3 separate regions of the Homo sapiens genome follow, and regions 1 and 3 are each linked to region 2. A link is a loop called in an ENCODE intact Hi-C map of the cell type or tissue named here. Cell type or tissue: endothelial cell of umbilical vein. All regions are shown on one strand.

Region 1 (8,000 bases), 85 kb before region 2:
GGTGAATCGCTTGAACCTCGGAGGCGGAGGTTGCAGTGAGCCGAGATTACGCCACTGCACTCCAGCCTGGGCGACAGAGCGAGACTCCATCTCAAAAAAAAAAAAAAAAAAAAAAAAAGAAGTCCAAAGACCTGGGACAACCACAAAATCCTCAGAGGGAAAGGACTCTCTGGTCAAGTTTTTTGCTCCTGTGGTAAGTCAACAGAAAGATCTGTCCAAAGCTTTCAGGTCTCTGCAAAATGAATAATAAGCTACCTTTACTCTAAACATGATCAGAAGGCAAATCTCAAACTGAGGTCTGACCTTTTAAAAGAACTATATTAAGTGAGTTAACTCAATAGCTAAAATTGTCTGTGAATACCATAAATTAATTGGAATATTCACAAAGATGGTTGTGCTATGAATAAGAAATCTTTTTCTTCAATGAAACGAGCTGGAGAAAACTGCCGGTTGTAATGTTAATTTCAGAAAAAATTAAGATGAAAAATACTAAGAGTCATTGTATAATGATAAAATCAGTGAGTAGCAGAAAACCAGAGTGAATGCATAAACCACAAAAACAAAATTGGATACACAAAACAAGAACCATTAAAAATGTATTCAGAAACTATCACAAATGTAATAGTAGTAGTAGATTTTCATCCCCATCAAGCAGACACAAATGAAAACAAATGAATTTTAAAAACATAAATTTGGTAAAAATTCATGGTGTTGCAGTGTTTGCTTAAAAAAGCAAATGGAGAGATTTTTTTCACGTGTTCACTTCTAAAATCTTTTAAAATGTATTTAAAGAGGTAAACATCTTTATGCTACTTTACTGAGATATAGCAAACCTGGCATCTGCCCTGCCACAATAGCCCCTGCAACTGAGCTGGCCATATTTCTGCATCCCCATCTTCTCACCTTCCCATATGAGGGTACTTACCCCAAGGACAGTTAATCCATGGCCATGAACCTATATCCTGGTTAGAAAAGATAATCTGTGCCAAATAAGACGTCTTGGGAGTCTGAACTGAAAATAGGGAACAACTTGAGCAGTTTATAGTAGGACAGAAAGAAATGACATGGAATTCGGTTGAGCCATATTAATAGCAGAGAACCAGAGAGAAGATCCTGCTATGAGCTCTTAAGCTGTCATGAATCCAGAGCTCCTTTCCAGCTCTGGTCTTCAGGGTTGTCCTATGGCAGCTCCAGGTGTCCCTGTTATCCTGTTCTTATTATTCCATAGACATCTACATAAGTTTGCTAGGGCTGCTGTAACAAAGTACCACAGACTAGACGAACTTAACCAACAGAAATTTATTTCCTCACAGTTCTGGAGGCTGGAAGTCCAAGATCAAGGTATCAGCATGGCTGGTTCTTTCTGAGGGCCATGAGGGAAGGATTTGTTTCAGGCACCCTAGGCTTGTAAATAGCTGTCTTCTCCCTCTATAGATGTCACGTACATGACATTTCCTCTTCTAAGGACATCACTCATATGAGATTAGAACCCAACCTAATGACCTCTTTTTAATATAATTACCTCTTTAAAGACCTTATCTCCAAATATTGTCATACTCTGAAGTATGGAAGTGCGGTTAGGACTTCAAGATACGTTTTTTTTTTTTTGAGACGGAATCTTGCTCTGTCGCCCAGGCTGGAGTGCAGTGGCGCGATCTCGGCTCACTGCAAGCTCTGCCTCCAGGGTTCACGCCATTCTCCTGCCTCAGCCTCCCAAGTGGCTGGGACTACAGGCACTCGCCACTACACCCGGCTAATTTTTTGTATTTTTTAGTAGAGACGGGTTTTCACTGTGTTAGCCAGGATGGTCTCGATCTCCTGACCTCGTGACCCACCCGCCTCGGCCTCCCAGAGTGCTGGGATTACAGGCGTGAGCCACCATGCCCAGCCTCAAGATACATTTTTGAGGAGACATAATTCAGCTCAAAACAATAGCTTTAAAATAATCTCCTCTTGATTTAAGCTAGCTTAAGTGAGCCTCAGTTGCCTGTAACTGAATAGTTCTTACCAAAATATCTACATTTTCTGGTCTTCCATTATTATTTGAGACAGGTTCTTTCCGTCGCCCAAGCTGGAGCACAGTGGTACAGTCATAGCTCATGTAGCCTTGAACTACTGACTTCAAGTGATCCTCCTGCCTCAGCCTCCCGAGTAGCTGGGGACTTCAGGTGCACATCACTACACCAGGCTAATTTTTAAATTTTTGTAGATATAGGGTCTCACTGTATTGCCCAGGCTGATCTCAAACTCCTGGTCTCAAGGGATCCTCCCCGTTCAGCCTTTCAAAGTGCTGGGATAATAGGCGTAAGCTACCACGCCCAGCCACTTCTATTATTATTATTATTATTATTATTTTTTTTTTTTTAGACGGAGTCTCGCTCTGTCGCCCAGGCTGGAGTGCAGTGGCGCCATCTTGGCTCACTGCAACCTCCGCCTCCCGGGTTCAAGCGATTCTCCTGCCTCAGCCTCCCGAGTAGCTGTGACTACAGGTGCACGCCACTACACCCAGCTAATTTTTGTATTTTTAGTAGAGACGGGATTTCACCATGTTGGCCAGGATGGTCTCAAACTCCTGACCTCAGGTGATCCACCCGCCTCGGCCTCCCAAAGTGCTGGGATTACAGGCATGAGCCACCGTGCCTGGCCTATTAGTTTTAAACTGCTTATATGTTTCTTTCAAGCATCCCAATATTTTAAGTTGCAAGAGAGCAGTAACATTTTAATAGTTCATTGAATTCTGCCTCCACAGACCTAGCACCCTACAAACAATTGGCACAGAAAACAAAAGGCAGAGTGAAGATTTCTGAGGTAGATGTTGTGGTGTACCATCCAGACCCCCCTTTAGAACTGAAGCATTCATTCCCTTAGCAGCTAGGAGTGTTGGCTGCTGACAGTTCACAGCTAAGTCTTATTCCAAGAACTGCCAACAGAGCCACCTCACCCAAGGTAATGCCCCCTCCTAGGAGGTGGCCTGCATCCAATGATGCAGACCCCTAAGAACGCATCCTTCTTAGCTCAGTACAGAAAGTCTCTGAGGGCCACCTCAGCTCCAGAGAAACTTGTGAGATAGGCTGTGGCCTCTGTTGCAAACGCATCACAGTTCAACTCTCCCTCTAACCAATCCTACTACCCACCCAAGAGCTGCTGATCCTGAGACCACTCTAAAATAAATTTCCTGCACACAAATCTCTGTCTTAGAGTCTGTTTCCCAGGAAACTTGACTTGCAGTGCAGCTAACACTGTAACAGAAATGAAAACAAACAAACAAAAAAACTCAGAAAAATTAACCAGATACTGGGTTCATTTCCTCTTTTCCATTTCTTGCTTTTGGAGAATCCTGTCCACCTTCTATCTCCTTGCTAGAGACAGGGTCCTGTTTCTTCCAGTGCCCTCAACCAGCCACTCCTCAACACCACAGGCAGAAACCCCAGAAACCCTGCTCTCCCAGGACAGCAGGGGGCGCCACAGACCCCAGTTCCTCCCCTGGGTCCTGCAGCTGCACTTCTGAAGTCTGGTCCCTTCAGGATCTGGCAGCGGGTGAAGACCAAAGGAGAGGAGGGGGTGAAGCAGAGGAATCCATCTAGGAGAAGCTAGTTCTGGCAGCTCCCCATTGGCCTCTTCCTGGGAGCCTGAGTCCAGGAAGCAGGAAGCGCTCACTGGCTCTGAGGACAGAGACATGGGCCCTGCTGGCTGTGCCTTCACGCTGCTCCTTCTGCTGGGGATCTCAGGTGAGCGCCAGGGTGGGGTTGAGAAGGCAGAGGCAGAGGATTTTTACTAAAGAGGGCATCACATAGAACAATGTGACACTTCACCCATGGGATGTTAGTTATGAGTAGCACAGCCTGAGAAGGTCCTGAGAGGCTACTATATACCCAGCACCATTCCAATGCTCCCGATTGGAAATAGCAGTACACACACACACCCACAAGATCCCTATCTTCGTGGGACTTATAATCAATGCACATATTAAATGTGTAAATTATAAGGCTTGTTAGAAGGTAATAAGTACTATGAAAGGAAAGGGGCATCTGAAGTACAGGGGCAGGAGTGTTGCAATCTTTAGAAGGGTAGTTAAAGAAGGCCTCACTAAGAAGGAGTCATTTGAGCAGAACTGAAGGGGATAACTAAATTAAGTAAGAGGATCCAGGAAAAGAGCATCTCAAGCAGAGGGAACTGGAAGAGCAAACACTATTCTATGATTTCAGGTATATGCTTGTTCATTTATTTTTCTGGTCCACAGGGATTTAAAGGAAGGGTATACTGGCCAGGCACAGCAGCTCACGCCTGTAATCCCAGCACTTTGGGATGCCAAGGCGGGCAGATCACCTGAGATCAGGAGTTCAAGACCAGCCTGGGCAACATGGTGAAACCCCATCTCTACAAAAAATACAAAAATTAGCCGGGCGTGGTGGCGGGCACCTGTAGTCCCAGCTACTCAATAGACTGAGGCAGGAGAAGTGCTTGAGCCTGGAAAGTGGAGGTTGCAGTAAGCCGAGATAGCGCCACTGCACTCCAGCCTTAGCGACAGAGTAAGACCCCGTCCCCCCAAAAAACAGAAAGGGTATGCTGAGAGAGCAAAAAACTTAACAGGTAGCAAAGAAGAAAGATACACAAATACTGCAAAATGCCAATTCAGTTAAACCAAATAGCACAAAAGTAAACAGCTTGCAACCTCAACCGCATCTGAGGGCATCATTGTATTTATAAACTAACATACTTCATATTCCTGATGGTGACCTTGAATCAAGTAAAAGCTAAATTTGAATCTTCATAGAGCATTTTTTTTTTAAGAGACAGAGTCTCACTCTGTCACCCAGGTTAGAGTGCAGTGGTGCAATCATAGCCCACTGCAACCTCAGACTCCTGGGTTCAAGCAATCCTCCCACTCAGCCTCCCTAGTAGCTGGGACTACAGGTGTGGTTGAACCACACCTGTTGTGTTTGTGGCCCAAAAGAAGAAAAAAAAAACCCTGACTAGTATTTAGGAAGTGATTTGTGAAAAGTAAGAAAAGTCTCTAATATAGCACCTGTCTCCAACATTCCTTTTTCTACTTCTGTGCCTTATCTCTGGTCATCCCTAGTTTGAGAGTCCCATGTGACCTAGGGTTTCCTTCTGCCCTGCCTATCTCACCACATTTTTTTCCTTTTCTTTTCAGACAGGGTCTCACTCTCTCGCCCAGGCTGGAGTGCAGTGGCATGATCTAAACTCACCGCATCCTCCACCTCCCGGGCTCAAGCAATCCTCCTGCTTCAGCCTCCCAAGTAGCTGGGACTACAGGCATGCACCATCATGTCAGGCTAATTTCTTTATATTTTTTGTAGAGACGGTGTTTGGCCATGTTGCCCAGGCTGGTTTTGAACTCCTGGACTTGAGCAATCCACCCACCTCAGCCTCCCAAAGTGCTGGGGTTATAGGCGTGAGTCACTGTGCCCAGTCAATCTTACCACTTTCATTTGTCTATTGGTTCATTTATGTAGTCATGCAAATATTCACTGAGAACCTGTCTGTGTGCTAGCTACCAGCTAGAGCTCACACTTGTATGTAGTGTGCTGTTGTCAGTATCCACCTCTCACTGACCAGGGAACATCCACAGATAAAGCTGTGGCCCAAGTATAGGCTGACCTGCCAAGGCCAGCACCCTGCAGCAGCATCTTGGCCATCTACAACACGTCTTGAGTATACAGGTCACCAGCACACTAGAGAAAGAAGAGAAAGAGAAATGTGGAAATCTTTTTCTTTTTCAATTTTTTTTTTAGAGACCTGGTTTCACTATATTGCCCAGGCCTCAAGCAGTTCTCCCACCTCATCCTCCCAAAGCACCAGGATTACAGGCATGAGCCACTATCCCTGGTTTAAAAAAAAAATTTTAAGTTAAATGATATTCCATGTGTGCTGCTAAAGAAGGCAGGTAAGTATGTTTGTGAAGATTCCCACTAATAGGTAGAAGGCATTTGAAAATTTTGGCCTTTAACACCAATCTGGAAAATTTAAATATAAAGGAAGGTTCTCTGTTCAGTGAATCTAGATATTAGATGTGTTACTATGTGTTAATGATACCCTATTTCTTCCTTAGGTTCTTGCTTACACTCTTTTCCCAAAAAGAAAGAGCTACAATCAGGGGAGTGGTCTCCATTTTGAGCCCAAGACTGCTGGGTGTGGAACCAGAATAGGATGGAGTATGGTGTCTAGGGAGGGTTCAGGTCCTAGGAATAGATGGGAGTTTGGGAATGATGATAAGGTGGGGACCAGAGAAACAGGACTCCTAGGTTTCCACATTTCCCTTTCTTCTCTTTCTCTAGTGTGTGGGCAACCTGTATACTCCAGCCGCGTTGTAGGTGGCCAGGATGCTGCTGCAGGGCGCTGGCCTTGGCAGGTCAGCCTACACTTTGACCACAACTTTATCTGTGGAGGTTCCCTCGTCAGTGAGAGGTTGATACTGACAGCAGCACACTGCATACAACCGTGAGTTCTAGCTGGCAGCTAACACACAGACAGGTTCTCAGTGAATATTTGCATCACTTCATGAATGAACCAAAAGACAAATGAAAGTGGTAAAATAGGCAGGGCGGAAGGAAACCCAGGTCATGTCAGACTATCAAACCCGAAACAACTAGAGACAGGGCATAGAAGTAGAAAAAGGAAAGTTGGAGACAGGCACTATATTAAAGACTTTTCTTATTTTTTGCCAAATCACCTTCTAAATACCAGTCAGGAGATTTTTGTCGTGTTTTTGGGTCATAAACACAATCTGAGCTCTAAGAGCCACTGCTGTGAGAGAAGCAACTTGTCATGTGGTGAGTGTCCCTATGGAGAGGCCCATGTGGAACCCGCATCTCTAGTCAACAGCGAGAAGACCCAAAGCCTACCAACGTGAGTTTGGACACAGATCCTCCCCAGTAAGATGACTGCAGCTCACCTTGATTGCAGCTGCAGCTCACCTTGATTGCAGCCACATGAGAAACCTTGAGTCAATGGTACTCAACTAAGTCACACCTGATTCCTGACCCATAAAAACTATGAGATAAATATTTGTTGTTTTAAGCCACTAAGCTTTATAACTTATTATGCAACAATTGATAACTAATACACAACAGAAATTAAAATTCCAGGACTCTTCAATAACAACACTGAAAGTTCAATGAAAATAAGCCAGGTGTGGCAGCTTGCACCTGTAATCCCAGCTACTCATGAGGCTGAGGTAGAAGGATCACTTGAGCCTAGGAGTTCAAGGCTGCAGTGACCTATGATTGTACCACACATTCCAGCCTGGGCGACAGAGTGAGACCCTGTCTCTAAAAAAAAAATTAAGTTTAAAAAAAAACTCAAAGAAAATAGAGTAATAACTTCAAAATGCTAAAAAAAATTTATTTCCAACTTAGAATTCTACCCATATGCAAACTATCAATCAAATGTGGGATAGAAGTAAAACATTTTCACATACACAAAGCAGCAAAAATGTTACCTCTCATGCACATTTTCTCAAGAAGCCATAGGAGAATCTGCTCCACCAAAATAAAGGGGGAAAAACAGGAAAACACAGGATCCAGACAAAAGGGGAATAAAACACAGAAGAGAATCCCTAAGAAAGTCATAAAGGATAAAGAAAGTGCCAAGATGATGGCTGTGCAGCAGCCCAGATTAGAACAAGAGAGCAGAGGGCTCCAAAAAAAAGATAGTATTGATAGAATGCCTGACAAGTTTGAACAAAATGAGAGGAGATTTACACTTCTGGTGGAGAGCCTGGGGAATGAGACTGGTGATGGGTATAAAGATAAAAACAAAAAACCAAAGTGAGCCCACTTATCAACTCCAGGAGAAGCAAAACGTTTTATAAGAAATGTAATCACCCAATAGGACCCAGTAGTGAACAATGTTTACATAGTCACAAGAACAAACGCATTAAATACTGATCTAACGAAAAGTTATGATAACACTGGCTAGGAGGATGGGTGGAATGGAAGTGGGAGGTGGGGGGTAGACAGCGATGTGTAAGAAAGCTC
Region 2 (8,000 bases):
AAAGATACCCATTAATTCTCTTGGGGTACCAGGTGAACATTTGGTCATTCCTGTTGTGGGGGGAAAAAAGAAAAAAAATCAGAAATAACACAGCATGGACTGGTAAATGTCCCTCGGTCCACCTCACCATCTCCTTATTTATGTGGCAGCAGCTCAGAGGCAGCCTTTCAACATAAGTCCCATATTTTATTCAGTTCTGTTCATCAACTGCTGTTCTTGTTGCTTTTCCATCTAATTGTGTTTTTAGCTAAAAAAAAATTTGGGGTTCTATGATGTCAGTATCAAAAGACACTTGCTCTTTGACAAGTTAAGTTATTTTATCTCCAAAGAAAGATATGGAACAATGTCAGACCACTAAGATGCTATTTTATGTTGGGCTTAGAGGTCATGGAGTGATTCAAAGTAAAATGTTACTCAGTCTTATATATTATATAATATATGTTATATATATTATATATTAATCAACAAATATTTAATGAGTGATCACTGCTACTTAGGACCACCAGTGTTAGGTGCAATGAGACATGTAAATATATGTTATTGATCTATAAATATAAAAGCAAATATAAATATAGAAAGAAAACATATCAAATGTTTTTACTGAGTCAGAGACAGTATTTGTGGTGAAGGAGTGTTTTGGTAGGGGGTAAATCAAAAGACTATTCTATGGCAGCTGGTTAATAGAGTTTCAGGCTTCAAGGATATCATAATCTAGTTAGGAAGACAAATTACATTGATAGTAGAGAATTAATGAGTGTTAAATAGTTTGGTCTTCATTATCAGTGTAATGTTAGTTTATAAAAGGAAAAACCAGATTGGCTTGAATAAATGGTTTACTCGGTAAAGTAGTCAGAAATAAGATGGGATGAATAATTCATATCATGGAGCTAGTCAAGCTAGAAAGTCTGAAATTGATCACACACAGACACACACACACGCGCACACACACACACACAGAAGCAACTCTCTCGAATAAGGGAATGACAGTCATTCAAGGGCTATAATATGTGCTGGGCACTGTGCCAGTTGCTAAGGGCACCAAGATGACCAGTGTACAGTTCTTGCTCTTATGGAGCTCACAAAGAGGCATTTTAGGAAATTGATTTGGCTGAAGTCCACAGGACAGACAGGAATGGGGTGAATTGAGAGCTAAAGAGACCAGCTATGAGGATGGCCAGTGAGAAAATGAGGGCCTGGGCTAATGTAGAGGTCTTGGGAGAGCAGAGAAGAGTGAACCTGCAGGTACGGAAGTGCTTGCCACCTGCAAAAGGAGGGTTGGAAAAGAGGGAAGCAATAAGGAGGGCAGGAAGGAACAGTAGGGTTGCCACCAACTGAAATAGGGCACTTGTAAAGGCAGCCAAACTACAGTAGCAGAAATTATGAATTTTTAAAAGATACTGAAAGTGAGCTCATGGCAGGACATACACACTGAAATAAATACTAAGAAGATGGAACTATGGACTGATGCAGGATAGATGAGGCTGGATGAATTCTCCAGGAGCTGAATAGCGAGAGAAATCAGAGCCTTAGCAGGGGCACCCAGAGAGTTAGGAGCTGGGAGGGGAAGGGAGTCAAAAGTAGTTGAAAGGTCAAGAAGAAGGAGAATGTAGTGTCACTGAATCTAAGGGAGGAAAGAATTTCAAGGAGTGGGTTGTCAGAGAGGCTGAAGAGAATGAAAACCAAGAGAAAGCCATTCATTGTATAAAACTGCACTCTATAAGGCAGTCTGTGGGTTTTTTGTTTTAAAAATAAATAAAAAGTATATGATATTAATAGGCTCTGAAATAAAACATATATGCAAATGAACATCAAAGATTCAGTGACCTGCAGGACTGAGATAAGAGTGCCTTATAGTCATATAGCCTTTTGGTTTTTAAAGTACCTTAGAATACATTATTTGAACTGATCTTTTATTACATTCCTGGGATGATTATAACCTAAAAGGAATCACATTTCCTGTTTTGATCATTTAGTTACTCAACTACAGTTTTGCATTTGTACAACTATCAATACTAACAATAAATAACTATCCGGGAACTTTGTGACAGAAAATGAAAGATGATGACAATTATGATGATACCCATAGTAATAATACCCAACATTTATATAGCATGAAATGATTTCACATATGTTATTTCATTTTACCTTCAACAGCTCAGTGAAATAAATCTCATTATCTCCATTTTATATGTGTGGGCAGCTTTTAAAAATCCATGCTCCAAACAGATAAATTAAACAGGGCTAAACTAGACCAAAGAAATGGGCTTTTTATGTTTAATAAACTTAAAGCCCTGCTAAGAACAATGAAGGAAATTTTTATTATAGAACAAGAAACAAAATACTAGGACACATCAATTAATCTATCCCCTTTCTCTAAGAAGACAGAATATGGAGTTGCTTATCCCATTTGAAAGTCTCCTAAATTTCTGCTAGTTAGAAATGTTTTGGTTGCAAATGACAAGACCCACCTCAAACTCATTTAGGAAAAATAGTAGCAGGGGGATTGATTGCTCAATAATTGAACAGACTAAGAGTTGAAGTTCAGTCTAAAGGTTCAGATGTGACTGAATTCAAGCACAATTCTAGCTGGAAAAGAGCAAATGCAGAGTTCAGATGGGCTGAGTGTGTGTGTATGTGTGTGTGCGTGTATGTGTGTGTGTGTGTGTGTGTTGGGGGTGGGGGGAGCGGGGGAGATGAGACAAAGCCCTACCTCAATTTCAAGGACTTAAAGTGGGGAAGGAATGGTCTTCAGAAAGAAAATTAAGGTGCTTCCAGTAGAAGAAAGAAGAATGGATGCTGGGCAGGCAAAACCGTAGATCTCCAAAATTACTATCCTCAAACGGTGTTCACCAACTTACCTGAAATTCTCACTGTCAGAACTATTTCTTTAAGACTTTGGGTCTCAAGAGTTTCCTACAGTTAATTGGCTACTCTGGGGCAAATGTTCTCAATGTTGGCTGTATATCAGAGTCATGTGGGTAGCCAGAAAAGGTTTCAAAAATATATGGATGACTGAGCCTAACCTCTCAAGTGGGGTCCAGTGGATACCCCAAACTTTGTCCATGCAGTACATTTTGAAAGGAACAACAAATTGTGCAAAATGAGTAGCAGAGTTATCAGTTTCTCATTCCATATCTTCTCTCCTCTCTCTTTTCACCTCCAATGCTATCAGTGAGGACTGTCACGGAGTAGGCATCCCATAAATATTGGCAGAACTGAATATAATGGAACTGAAATGAGAGAATATACTATACTATCCGTGTTCCTGTGTTTTCCTCCTTTGAACATACTAGATTCCTACTTCCGGTTTGGGACTTACTGTCGACAAGATAAGAAAAGTGATGGACAAAGTGAGGAGGAGTCATGTGCTCAAGGACCCTCCAATCCAGCAGGGGAAAGAGGTGAGTTTCCCGGAATGACTGGAATTTGGTGAGCACATGGAAGGCACAGCTAACCCCATCTTAAAGAATCCAAATAAGTCTAAGTCTTAAGTGAAATTTAGAAGTCAGGGCCGGACGCGGTGGCTCACGCCTGTAATCACGGCACTTTGGGAGGCCAAGGCGGGCGGATCACGAGGTCAGGATATCGAGACCATCCTGGCTAACACGGTGAAAACCCATCTCTATTAAAAATACAAAAAAATTGGCCAGGCGAGCCGAGATGGCGTCACTACACTCCAGCCTGGGCGACAGAGCGAGACTCAGTCTCAAAATAAAATAAAATAAGTCAGGCAGAGAGAGGGGGTATTGGGTGTGCTGAGCATGGTTAAAGTCCAGTAAGCAAGAAAGCCGGCCTATTTGAAGACTTGCTTCAGTTATGGCTAGAGGATAGTACCTAAGGGCAAGGTGAGCAGGGCTGAAGCTGGGGAAAGAGCCCGGGACTTGAATGGTATGTTTATCTTTATTTAAATACTCAGGGCTCTAAAGGAGCGTTAATTCCAGACAGAATTCTCACACATTCAGTCATTTTTGCGCATGTACATTTCTATTTGTGGATTGAAGAAAAATATTACAGTTTTAAGTTGGGTTTAAAAAAATCAGTCAAGAAATGAACCCAAATGGCTTCCATAAGGCCACTATGATTTGGCGTTCTTGGGCTGCAGTGCCACCACTCGGCCACAGGGTAGCAGTGCAGCTCAGCAGACAGTGGGAAGCGGAAAGCAGAATAGTTGAGGGGCGGGGTTACAGGGAATCCCTCCCCAAAGCAGCAAATAATAGGGCTCTCCTTGAACTAGGTGGAACACATTAGCCCCATTTCTACACCTCCACACTTCCTTCCTCTATCATCTATCCCCACATCTATCAAGTCTAGCATAAATTCATGCGGAGTACAAACATGTTTGTAAAACAATGATCCATCCCTACAGGACTTGCTACATGCCCCCCATCTCAGTAAACAGTGGGCTTTCCTTGTAAAAAAAAAAAAAAAAAAAGGGAAATAATGAAAAGGTCCAATGATCAGAGGCTGACTAAATGACCTGTGGTATGTTTATCAAAGAAATACAATGCCTCCATTAAAAAAAAATCTGTTTTGCAGATTATTTAAAGATAGAGAAAATGATAAAGAGAAAAAAGTGAAAAAAAAAAAAAAAGCAAAATCCGAACAATATGCAGTGAGATCCCAGACTGCTTGCTTGCTTGCTTGCTTGAGACAGGGTCTCTCTATGTTGCCCAAGCTGGTCTCGAACTCCTGGGCTCAAATGATCCTCCTGTCTCAGTCTCCCAAGTATCTAGGACTAGGGGCGCCTGCCACCACAACTTGCTAATTATTTTTATTTTACTTTTATAGAGATGAGAGTCTTGCTTTGCTCCCCGGCTGGTCTCAAATTCCTGGCCTCAAGTGGTCCTCTTGTTTCCGCAGAACAGATATTTGTAACAAAATAGAAACCTATTGTTTTGTGACTTGCTAAATTCATATAACTATATATCCTGAACTTTTCCCATGTCATTAAGTACATGATTTTTTATGACTGGGCTGAATACTTATTTTAATATAAGTGTGAACTATAACTTATTCAGCCAATCTCCTATTGTTAAATATCTCTTTTATTTCCTAGTTTTTAGCTGGTAAGAATGAGACTAATATCCATTTGCTTTTGCGTCTCTTTGATTATTTTCTTAGCATTAATTGTTAGAACTGAATTGTTGGATTAAAGACATTTCATCCATTTGTCAAGTGAAAGGGTGCTGCAATTTACCCCTCCTCAGTACTATCTTTTGGAATATCATAGCATTATGATAAGTCTTGAAACATGGTAGGGTTAGTCATTCAACTTTGTTCTTATTTTCCAAAGTTGTTTTGGCTATTCTAGTTCTTTTATATTTCCATATGAGTTTTAGAATCACCTTATCAGTTTCTACACAAAAAATCTGTGAAATTTTAGCCGGGTGCCATTGTGTGCACCTGTAGTCCTAGCTACTTGGGAGGTTGAGGCAGGAGGATCTCTTGGCTCAGGAGTTTGAGGTCAGCCTGTTTCTAAGAAAATACAAAAACAAAACCAAATTTGGACTGGGATGTCATTGAAACTAGAAATCAATTTGGGGATAATTGACTTATTCTTAAAAATTGGCCAGGCGCAGTGGCTCATGCCTGTAATCCCAGCACTTTGGGAAGCTGAGGCTGGTGGATCACTTGAGGTCAGGAGTTCGAGACCAGTCTGGCCAACATGGTGAAACTCTGTCTCTACTAAAAATATAAAACTTAGCCAGGCATGGTGGTAACCCATTAAATCCTTCACAATTAAGTATTAGGCGTAGGTTTTTATGGATGCCCTTTATCAGGTTGATGAATTCCTTAGCTTGTTGAGAAAATGGATGTTGGATTTTTGTCAAATGCCTTTTCTGCATCTATTGAGATGATCTTGTGGTTTTCTTTTTCAGTTTGTTAAGATGATGAATTATAGGCCAGGCGCGGTGGTTCACGCCTGTAATCCCAGCACTTTGGGAGGCTGAGGTGGGCAGATCACGAGATCAGGAGATCGAGACCATCCTGGCTAACACAGTGAAACCCCGTCTCTACTAAAAAATACAAAAAATTAGCCGGGCGCAGTGGCGGGCGCCTGTAGTCCCAGCTACTCAGGAGGCTGAGGCAGGAGAATGGCGTGAACCCAGGAGGCAGAGCTTGCAGTGAGCCGAGATCGCACCACTGCACTCCAGCCTGGGCGACAAAGTGAGACTCCGTCTCAAAAAAAAAAAAAAAAAAAAAAGATGATGAATTATATTGATTTACTATATATATATATATATACACACACATACACACACACACACGCACACACAAAATACATATGTATCTTAATTCCAATAGCTTTTGGAGTGCAAGAGGCTTCTGGTTACATAGATGAAGTGTATAGTGGTGAAGTTTGAGATTTCAGCATACCAGTCCCAAGTAGTGTACATCCTTGACTTGCTCCTGATTTTAGGGGTAACCCATTAAATCTTTCACAATTAAGTATTAGGTGTAGGTTTTTATGGATGCCCTTTATCAGGTTGATGAATTCCTTAGCTTGTTGAGAAAATGGATGTATATGTAGCTTTTCATCACCTATCCCTTCCCACTCTCCCCCATTCTGAGTCTCCATTATACCACTCTGTGTGACTTTGCACATCCATAGCTTAGTTCCCACTTAGAAGTGAAAATATACAGTATTTGGTTTTCCATTCCTGATTTACTTCACTTAGAATAATGGCTTCCAGGCCGGGCGCGGTGGCTCATGCCTGTAATCCCAGCACTTTTGGGGGCTGAGGTGGGTGGATCACTTGAGGTCCAGAGTTTGAGACTAGCCTGGCTGACATGGTGAAACCCCATCTCTACTAAAAATACAAAAATTAGCTGGGCGTGGTGGTGCACACCTGTAATCCCAGCTACTCAGGAGGCTGAAGTGAGAGAATCACTTGAACCTAGGAGGTGGAGGTTGCAGTGAGCTGAGATTGCACCATTGCGCACTGAGATCGCACCATTGCACTCCAGCCTGGGTGACAGAGCGATACTCCATCTCAAAAATAATAATTATTATTATTATTATAATGGCTTCCAGCTCCATATTGATTCATTTTCTAATTTTAAGCCAACTTTTCATTCCTGGGATAAATTCCATTTGGTCATGACATATTATTCTTTTTCTATATTGGGAGATTTTGTTTAGAATTTTAGATCTCGTTAATGGAAGATAATTAGTCTATAGTTTTCTTGTAACACCTTTGGTTTTGGTATCAGGGAAATGCTGGCCTTGAGTGAACTGAAAAGTATTGCTCCCTTTAAATTTTTAGGAAAATTTGTTGATAATTGGTAGAATTTTTTTCTCAAATGTTTGCTAGAATTCACCAGTAAAGCCATCTGGCCCTGGAGTTTTCTTTGTGGGAAGGTTTTTAACTACACATTTAATTTTCTTAATAGTAATAAGGCTCCCCTCGCTTGTGTCCTATCTTCCAGACCTCATTCTTCTACATTGCCTGATGTCTGTTGCCTTGAAAACTATGCTTTCTTATGTTTGGTCTTTTTCCTTTTTTGGCTGCTTCAGGAAAGACAATAAATCTGGTTTTTGTTATTCCATGTTGTGTGGAAACAGAAGTGCTTTATATGTTTCTGTATTTTCATAGAAAAATTTTTTTATCGCTCAAAAATTATAAATATACATTTGGAAAATGCTACATAGCTTTGAACAGCAAAGAATTTAGTAATTATTTTGAGAATTTCTGACAGGTCCTCATTATTTACTCTGAAAACACTAAACTGTAAAGCTCTATGCAATTATTAAATATTATTTTTGTTGTGTTTTCCATGTTGTATAAAAGCTTTATATATACTTTAGGCTTACAATGTGTTCCTACTTTCACATAATATTTAGAAGAGGCTGACTAATGAAAGCTGGAGAAACAGTATACGAAATGCTTAATTTTGGTTTATCAATTATATTCAATAAGTTAAAATGTCTAGTTTAATGAGTCATTAAATACAAATAACCTGGATAGGGCTATTTTAAAAGTTTATATTAGAGAAGG
Region 3 (8,000 bases), 130 kb before region 2:
CAGAATGTCAAAGGTCTTGGGGATCCTGGTTTTACCATCCTAAGTATTTTTGACTCTTCCAACTTTATGTCACTCACAGTTAAGCATGCTGTCAAAGTCCTTTCTCTTACATTGCCTTATTTTTATTTTTAACAGAGATGAGACAGTGTTTTGCTATGTTGCCTAGGCTAGTCTTGAACTCCTGGGCTCAAGCGATCCTCCTGCCTCAGCCTCCCAAGTAGCTGCGATTACAGGTGTGAACCACCATGCCTGGCTGCTATTTTTCTTTAAGTATCTAATATAAAAGAATCTTACGAACTGTTTAATGATTATGGTGGTAGATACATAATTGTACATGCCTATCAAAACTAGTAAGATTATACACAAAAAAGAATGAATTTTAACATATGTAAATTGTACCTGGAAAAAAAATCAGTCAATATTCTAAATACCCAGCTATATTCTTCTCTCAGATTAGGTCTCACTAACTTATTTTGATTGACAATTTCTGCAAAACGCATTGCTATTCTAAGCAATGAAATTTTTATAGATCTTATATTTTTATTGATTGAGGTCAATGCACTCTAGGGTTTGATCTCTTGAAAAAGCACCAGGATTTGGCTTACCAGAGCAGTCAATCCAATGAGTACATTACTTTAACAATTCCCACAAAATAAAACATCAAAAAAGGTGGTAGAATGTGGAATAAAAAGAAATTAATATTAGAAAAATTATAATCTTTCATAGTACTGGGTTACAAATATTAAATATAGCCTGTCAGTCCTGCCTATGAGAAGTCAGACAATTTTTCACCTATAAGTTTGACAAGGATTTTTTAATGTACTCTTCAGTGTTGGAGAATTCTAGTGAAATACACTCAGTGTGGTTGAGAGCTTAAGTGATACAACCTTCCTGGCCACTTGAAATACCTAACAAAAACATAAAATAATCCATTTGAATATATACATACATATATAATCTAAAAGTCTAGAAAGAAATGTACCAAAATTTTAGCAATAGCCAGCCATCTCTGGCTGATGGAAGGCAGTCTGGGTTTTGTTTTGTTCTGCTTTTTTCATGCTTTGTATTTTTAAAATATCTTTTAAATTTCTACAGTGAGCCTATATTAGTTTTATGATTAGGAAAACAGCAGTACACACTTACAAAAATACTGGTTAAAGGGAGGGGAGGAAAATAAGTCACAAAAACTAATAAATGAGAGTAAAATAATTTTTACGAAAATATATCTGTCACTGATGGGAATTCCTAAAATAAAACATGTTTTCCAGGTAGTCAATAGTTTTATGTGAAATTTTAATTCAGAGAATGAATAAGATTTCCCTTATGAAGCTTCTCTGAATGCTACAGAAGATTCCAATAGACAGTAACTCTAAAGAGGACACTTACATTGCTTCCAAACAATACTTTTCAAATAAGAAGCTTTATACAGAATTATTAGATACTGTAAATTCATACCTTGAAGAACGATGTTCTGGTTTATTTCGTTCGTTGCGATCTGTAGAGAAAGAAGATGGTTACGTGTCAAAAGGTTCTTTAAAAGCTCTGGAAAGAAGTTTTTAAATACCAGCTGCCATACCATTAGATTTCACAAAGGACTGTTCAAAGGTAGTTGTGTCTTCCTAAGTATAAGGCTCTTCATCACAGTTCGCCTGACAGAGGCAGAAAAGACACAATGAAGGACAGGCATAAAAGCTTACGGTTTGTTAAAATCATCTACTTGGAAAATGCATCATTACATGCATTATTTCATTTTATAAGATCTTTCCTGTGCTAAATACTTTGCTAACACTAGAAGAGATTTAGCTAAGGAAAGAAAGCAAGGAAACTGCAAAGCCACAGATTACTCAGCTCAAAAAAATCATTCCATGAATCATGGTTGGCAGAAGCTTCTAACAGAATGGGGAGGGGGAAAAATGAGCAGTCAGCTACAACATCTGCAAATACTAAGACCAATACAGCTTCACCCTTAACTATCTACCACCCAGAACATTTCAGAAGTTGGATTTCAATGTTTCTCCAGTAATTAGATATAATGTGCTCTCTATATAAAATTTTTGATCGTCACAACTGGGAAGAAGGGAACTCTCATGGGTAGAAAGCAGGAATGTTGCTAAAGATCCTACAATGCATAGAGCGGTCCCTTTCACCAAAAGAATTATCTCATCCAAAATGTCAGCAGTGCAGAGGTCGAGAAACCCTGCTATAGGGTAAGAAATAAGAGCACAGATGCTTGAACTTTTCAAAAGTGACTCTCTAGACTGCTGTAACATGCTATTAATCAACCTTGAGACTATCATATACAAGAGAACCATAAAACCCACAGGTTGTCTTTTTTGAACCTGAGTAACAATTTTTCCTCCACTATATGCTTAAGAATTAAAAATAAATGAAGTAAAAGGCCGCAGTGTTATGCAAAAATAAACAATATGAAGCAATATACAAACCACAATATATCCTAAGCAATGACGTTAAGAAAAAATCCTATGGAATATTATCAAAATACAGTTTTCTATAGTATCTTCTGAATTAATGCTAACAAGATAGAATTTAATGGCAACGTAAAGATTAAGACAGGAATGCTTTTAGTTTTTCCTTAATTTTATTGCTGTTAGAACAGAATAAGAGGATTATGAAACATACTCTAAAACTTCTAGAAAGAAATATGGAAGAAAAGGAATAGGATTTACACAGTTAAACGTATGTAACAATTCTTTCTGAATGAGTTCATAATAAAAAAGAAATGTTTTTCAAAGCCAAAGAGTTAGTACTCATGAAAACACTGTTCTCTGAAAGACTAATAAGTAAAAAGATTCACAATAAAGCATGCCTGCTTAGATATAATGATTTCCAAACACATAGTGTTAGCACATTTCTGGTTCCAATTTTTCTACACTGTGACTTAGTATTACTGCAGCTTTTAAAACTTTTCTGTTTTAATTTAACTTGGTTTTACCCCTCCCTTAAATGAAAATATCATGTTTTTCATTTGATGAGTATTAAGATTTTAAAGTCATAGTAACGCAGGGCACATTTAAATCATTTCTCTCAATCATTCTCCAGTTTTTAGCCTGCTAGCTTCGCTACAAAAATGAAGTATAATGTCTCAAAGTAAAGCCAGAAACTGAATACAGATTAGCTATCCTCATATAACAAAGCAACAACTCTTACCTGTGGCTAAAGCCGAGCTAAAACTCTGTCCAGAACATCATTTCCTGTGGCTGTGATCCTAGTTACATAGTTTACTTAGGCATGTAATAGCAAATTTCCCCACTAATCTTCCTAGTGGTACAACACACAAGAGGAAGGGAGAAACAGAGTCACGATGCATGTAAACAAGACTCAGTATCCAAGGGCTTCCCTCCAGGGCCTGTTCTGATTGGCAGATGTGCTATGACCAGTCTGCACAGCTGGAATGTGGCCACTCAGGAAGCAAATGGCTCACAGCTCTCCTTCGTTCTTGGTTAAAACAGGAAATTCTACAGTCATTTTTATACTTTCTGCTCTAAGAAAATACAAATGTCTTCTCATAGCACTTTTCTATTGAACCAGTAATTAAAATTCAACAAAAGACTTGATTATCTGCTGGGGGAAATTTTAAAATTTTCCCCCCAAATTCACTATTAGTGTTATCTGTGTTACATTCCTGTGTAAATATAGATACGCAGTACTTATAAAATGTTACTCCTAAGAATTCACATAGTTGATAATTTGAGGGTAAGGGTAAATTATCCATTACTCACAATATTTCCCATCCCTCACCTCTTGACCATGAAAAACAAATTGAAACACATGTTCTTGGCTTGATCTTTTCCCTCAAAGTATACAAATATTTGGATTTCACATTTTGCCATAAAGCCATCTTTTAGCTTAAATACATATAAATAATGGGGTGTGTGTTGCGTATCTGTGTGTCTTATATACTTATACTTTTTCATATACTTACATTTTAAAGTAATTTTCATGATAGTCAAGATTATTGTGCAATTGTCAAGAAATATATTAGTAGAAATAAATTTTTTGGCAAAATAATAAGTGGTTATTATTTTGTTCCAAAAGCCAAGACTGAACAAAACAAATCACTGAGGGTGGATTCAGAATCTGCTTTCTTGCCAACAATAACAAAACATTTGGATGAAAGCCCAAGAATGAGAACAGATCTATAGCAAACATGGAAATTTAATCTTGGCTATATATAGTGCTTTAAGTGTATGGATTTTATTTTAAATCAAATACTCTTCAGCACATTCTCTGAATTTTTTCTTTTCTTTTTTTTTTTCTTTTGAGACAAGGTTTCGCTCTGTACTCCAGGCTGGAGTGCAGTGGTGCAATCACAGCTCACTGCAGCCTTGAGCTCCTGAGCTCAAGTGATCCTCCCATCTCAGCCTCCCAAGTAGTTGAAGTAGTTAGGATTACAGGCACATGCCACCACGCCTAGCTAATTAAATTTTTTTTTTTTTTTTTGTAGAGACAGGGTCTCCCTATTTTGTCCAGGCTGGTCTCAAACTTCGGGACTCAAGCGATCCTCCTGCCTTGGCCTCCCAAAGTGTTGGGATTGCAGGCATGAGCCACTGTGCTCAGCCTTCCAATTTTTTAGTTTCTAATTTTCAAATTAATTGGGGGAGAATATTTCTAAAGGTTTTCTGAACTTCTGCATATTTAGAAATCATATGAATAACTTTCTAGCCCAAAGTCTCATCATTTCTATGAAAAAAAGAGTTATTAAAAATAAAATGCCTTAACTCTAAAATTTGCCAAATGCTACACATTTGCTGTGGATGATATACTTATTCCAGGGGCCTGCCCAGCAGAGCATGATGGTTTAGGTCACTCAAAGACCAGCAGTATATACTCAGTGTGAGGGTAACCATGGCTGGGTAACCATGTAATGGTTTTATAGATATGTATCACACACACACATACACACACACACCCCGCTCTTCCATTCCCTGTCCCTCTCATCCATGCCTCATGGTTAATAAGGCTAACTGAGGAATAGAAAAGTACTCTGTAAGTAGAACAAAGACAGAAAACAAGGCAGAGGCTGGGTGCAGTGGTTCACACCTGTAATCCCAGTACTTTGGGAGGCCGAGGTGGGTGGATCACCTGAGGTCAGGAGTTTGGGACCAGCCTGGCCAACATGGCAAAACCGCATCTCTACCAAAAGTACAAAAAAATTAGCTGGACGTGGTGGTGCACGCCTGTAATCCCAGCTACTCTGCGGGCTGAGGTGGGAGGATCACTTGAGCTCGGGAGATGAAGGGTGCAGTGAGCCAAAATCACGCCACTGCATTCCAGCCTGGGTGACGGAGTGAAACTCTGTCTCAAAAACAAAAACAAAAACAAAAAACAAGGCAGAGCTGGCACAAAGACTATTGGTTGTGTGTGTATAAATGCTGTGGGGGAGATGTGAGGGATGCAATGGGGGAACCCATGGTATGTCAAGGGGACTGAAGAACAGTTAGGGGAGTGGTGGGATGCTATCATGGGTCAAGGATTCTGTGTAAGAACTCCAGATTATCCACATTTTCCTTTCATGTCAACTTGGTTCTATGTAATCTAGACATATGATTCCAATGTTTATGTATTTAGGTGTTACGCCACTTACGTAGAAATGGGCCCCTGTTCTGGCACAGACAGTTTTTGGGTACGGCTACGCAGATCCTACTGATGTGGAACCATTCAGGGTGATTCTGACTCTAATAATACTTTGAAATGGAGATGACAAAAATGCAAATGCCATCTTTGCTTTGATTAAAACTAAGAAGAATAGCCAACTCAGAACTTATTAGAATCTGTTGTAAGACATTCAGGCTTTGATGATTTAGCTTTGATCACTTAACAGGAGAGAAAAATCAAACCCCATTGGGTAGGGACTTACTTTACTGACTCAAGTTGGAAATGAAAGACCTGAAATCATTCTTTGAAATTAAGGGCAAGGCTCAGTCTACATGAATGAATATACACAGATATACTCACAATGGAGTAAGAAGTGGTTTAAAGTGAGTCTTTTTTTTTTTTTTTTTAATTGAGACAGAGTCTCACTCTGTCACCCAGGCTGGAGTGCAATCTCGGCTCACTGCAATCTCTGCCTCCCAGGTTCAAGTGATTCTTCTGCCTCAGCTGGGACTACAGGTGCATGCCACCATGCCCGGCTAATTTTTGTATTTTTAGTAGAGATGGGGTTTCACCATATTGGCCAGGCTGGTCTCGAACTCCTGACCTCATGATCCAGCCACCTCAGCCTCCCAAAGTGCTGGGATTATAGGTGTGAGCCACCATCCCCGGCCAAAGTGTCCATCTTATATCTCATCTTGGCATACCAAAATCTCTTTAGCAGATGCATTACCAATGAAGCGATTCTGTAGCATACTCCCAAGCATTACTGTTAAGTTCCAGCTTGGGAGTATATACGGTATATATTATTTTTAAAATATGGATGAACCCTATATAAACCCTTTGTGCCATTCAGAATTACCTAAAGGTTCCTTGGGGCTGAAAACAAATTATTTGCAGCAGCAATGTCATTACATCTTTACTTATGACAAGCAGAATAAATAAAACAATGAACTCATCCATTATAAGACATAAGATATCCAGTGTTCATACATCTTACTTTGGTGATTCTTTAAAAGATTGCATAATTGATTCCAAACAAATAGACCATGGATGGGATTTTACTTATCAGATATCAGAATTTCAAATAACTTTTCTAAAAACCTTAAATGGTTCCTATATTTAGAGAGAGAAAACTGCAAATATATATATATATTTCAAGTATATACTTCAAGCATATATATACATACACTTGAAAAGAAGGCAGTGCTCATTCTACAAAGTTACTGACACCAACTAATATGAATCCACCTCTGCTTTCTATTTGACAGCCTTGTTTAGGTGTGTCTCCAAACTGATTTTTATTTACATTTGAGATTCCCACAGTGATGGTCTATTGTTCTTTTAAATGATACCTTTTCAATAAATATATATTTGTTGTTGCTGAAATAACACATTAAGTCAGAAAATTCCTACTCTCTTGGTTAAAAAAGCCAAGAAATTAAAGAGGGTCTCTGTCAGTTACCACTGCAGGGGAGAAATAAGACATACTACAGAGAAGTTTACATGGCTGCTGCTGCCCATGCTTCCATGGGTAAGTGGGAAAGTCTGGTCTACAGCACTATCAATAGTGACATCGTTCATTAATTAAAGTGCCTAAATTCATTAAAATTCATTAAAATGCAGTACTCTAATTACCCAGGAAGGGAAGAATTGGAGATGGAAAGGAAGTTTCTTCAAACAAGAATTTATGTCTTGGCTGGCTGGGGTGGCTCATGCCTGTAATCCCAGCACTTTGGGAGGCTGAGGTGGGCGGATCACTTGAGGTCAGGAGTTCAAGACCAGACTGGCCAACATGGTGAAACCCTGTCTCTAGTAAAACTACAAAAATTAGCTGGACATGGTGGCGCACACCTGTAATCCCAGCTGCTCAGGATGCTGAGGCAGGAGAATCGCTTGAACCCGGGAGGCGGAGGTTGCAGTCAGCTGAGGTCACGCCACTGCACTCCAGCCTGGGGGATGGAGGAAGACTCTGTCTCAAAAAAGAATTTATGTTTCAACAAAGAAGCAGACTATCTCTGGAATGTTTTCTCCTTCCCATCCCCACTGTTTTTACCCTCATTTTAGGTTCTTATCAGCAATTGTCTGGACTCTTATGTCCTGACTGGATTTTCTGGCCCCAGTTTCTTCCCTCTAACCCAATCACATTGCTGGCCAAATAAATCTAGGCCTCAGAAAATTATAAATCACTTAGATCTTCAGAGGATTAAATGAGATAATGCCAGTGACATTCTTAGCACCCTGTCTGTACACTTAAGCATACCACAAATGTCAGCTGCCGTCATGTTGTTAAAAGGCCAGCTATTAACTAGTTGTAGCAAATGATACTGCATCATAGTGACTGTACAAGTCACTTAACCTCCCTAAGCCTCAGTTTTCTCATCTAC

What was found. A loop is a pair of places that touch in the nucleus more often than their neighbours do. Peaks named below come from ENCODE experiments on the same cell type or tissue, not always from the same donor. Only the 100,000 strongest peaks of a DNase experiment are listed, where the experiment ranks them.
Region 1: a loop joins it to region 2, with 10 times the contacts of the local background. A loop is called at or near these places in 67 of 110 quality-filtered maps.
Region 3: it touches region 2 in a loop (2.5-fold over the local background); 8 of 110 quality-filtered maps call a loop at or near these places.

What each region holds. Positions count from the first base shown.
Region 1 is chr4:151,273,497-151,281,496 of GRCh38, forward strand. All of the region lies in intron 1 of SH3D19 (SH3 domain containing 19), which reads right to left. PRSS48 (serine protease 48) reads left to right here and starts at 3,665. Exons shown (of 5, transcript NM_183375.5): 1 at 3,665-3,728; 2 at 6,300-6,462. The coding sequence starts at 3,677. LOC124900799 (a long non-coding RNA gene) reads right to left here and starts at 1,662. Exons shown (of 2, transcript XR_007058328.1): 1 at 1-1,662. In endothelial cell of umbilical vein, CTCF peaks have their summits at 3,453 (motif pointing right) and 3,658; a DNase peak (open chromatin) is centred at 3,465.
Region 2 is chr4:151,358,762-151,366,761 of GRCh38, forward strand. No RefSeq gene overlaps it. Among named protein-coding and RNA genes, the nearest start is that of SH3D19, 37 kb to the left of the region's middle. In endothelial cell of umbilical vein, a CTCF peak has its summit at 4,110; a DNase peak (open chromatin) is centred at 4,110.
Region 3 is chr4:151,224,592-151,232,591 of GRCh38, forward strand. SH3D19 (SH3 domain containing 19) reads right to left here. Exons shown (of 20, transcript NM_001378122.1): 2 at 1,456-1,495. Among named protein-coding and RNA genes, the nearest start is that of PRSS48, 49 kb to the right of the region's middle. In endothelial cell of umbilical vein, no CTCF peak of the experiment used is centred here; DNase peaks (open chromatin) are centred at 1,840, 3,340 and 4,120; H3K4me3 peaks cover 2,501 bases; H3K27ac peaks cover 3,831 bases.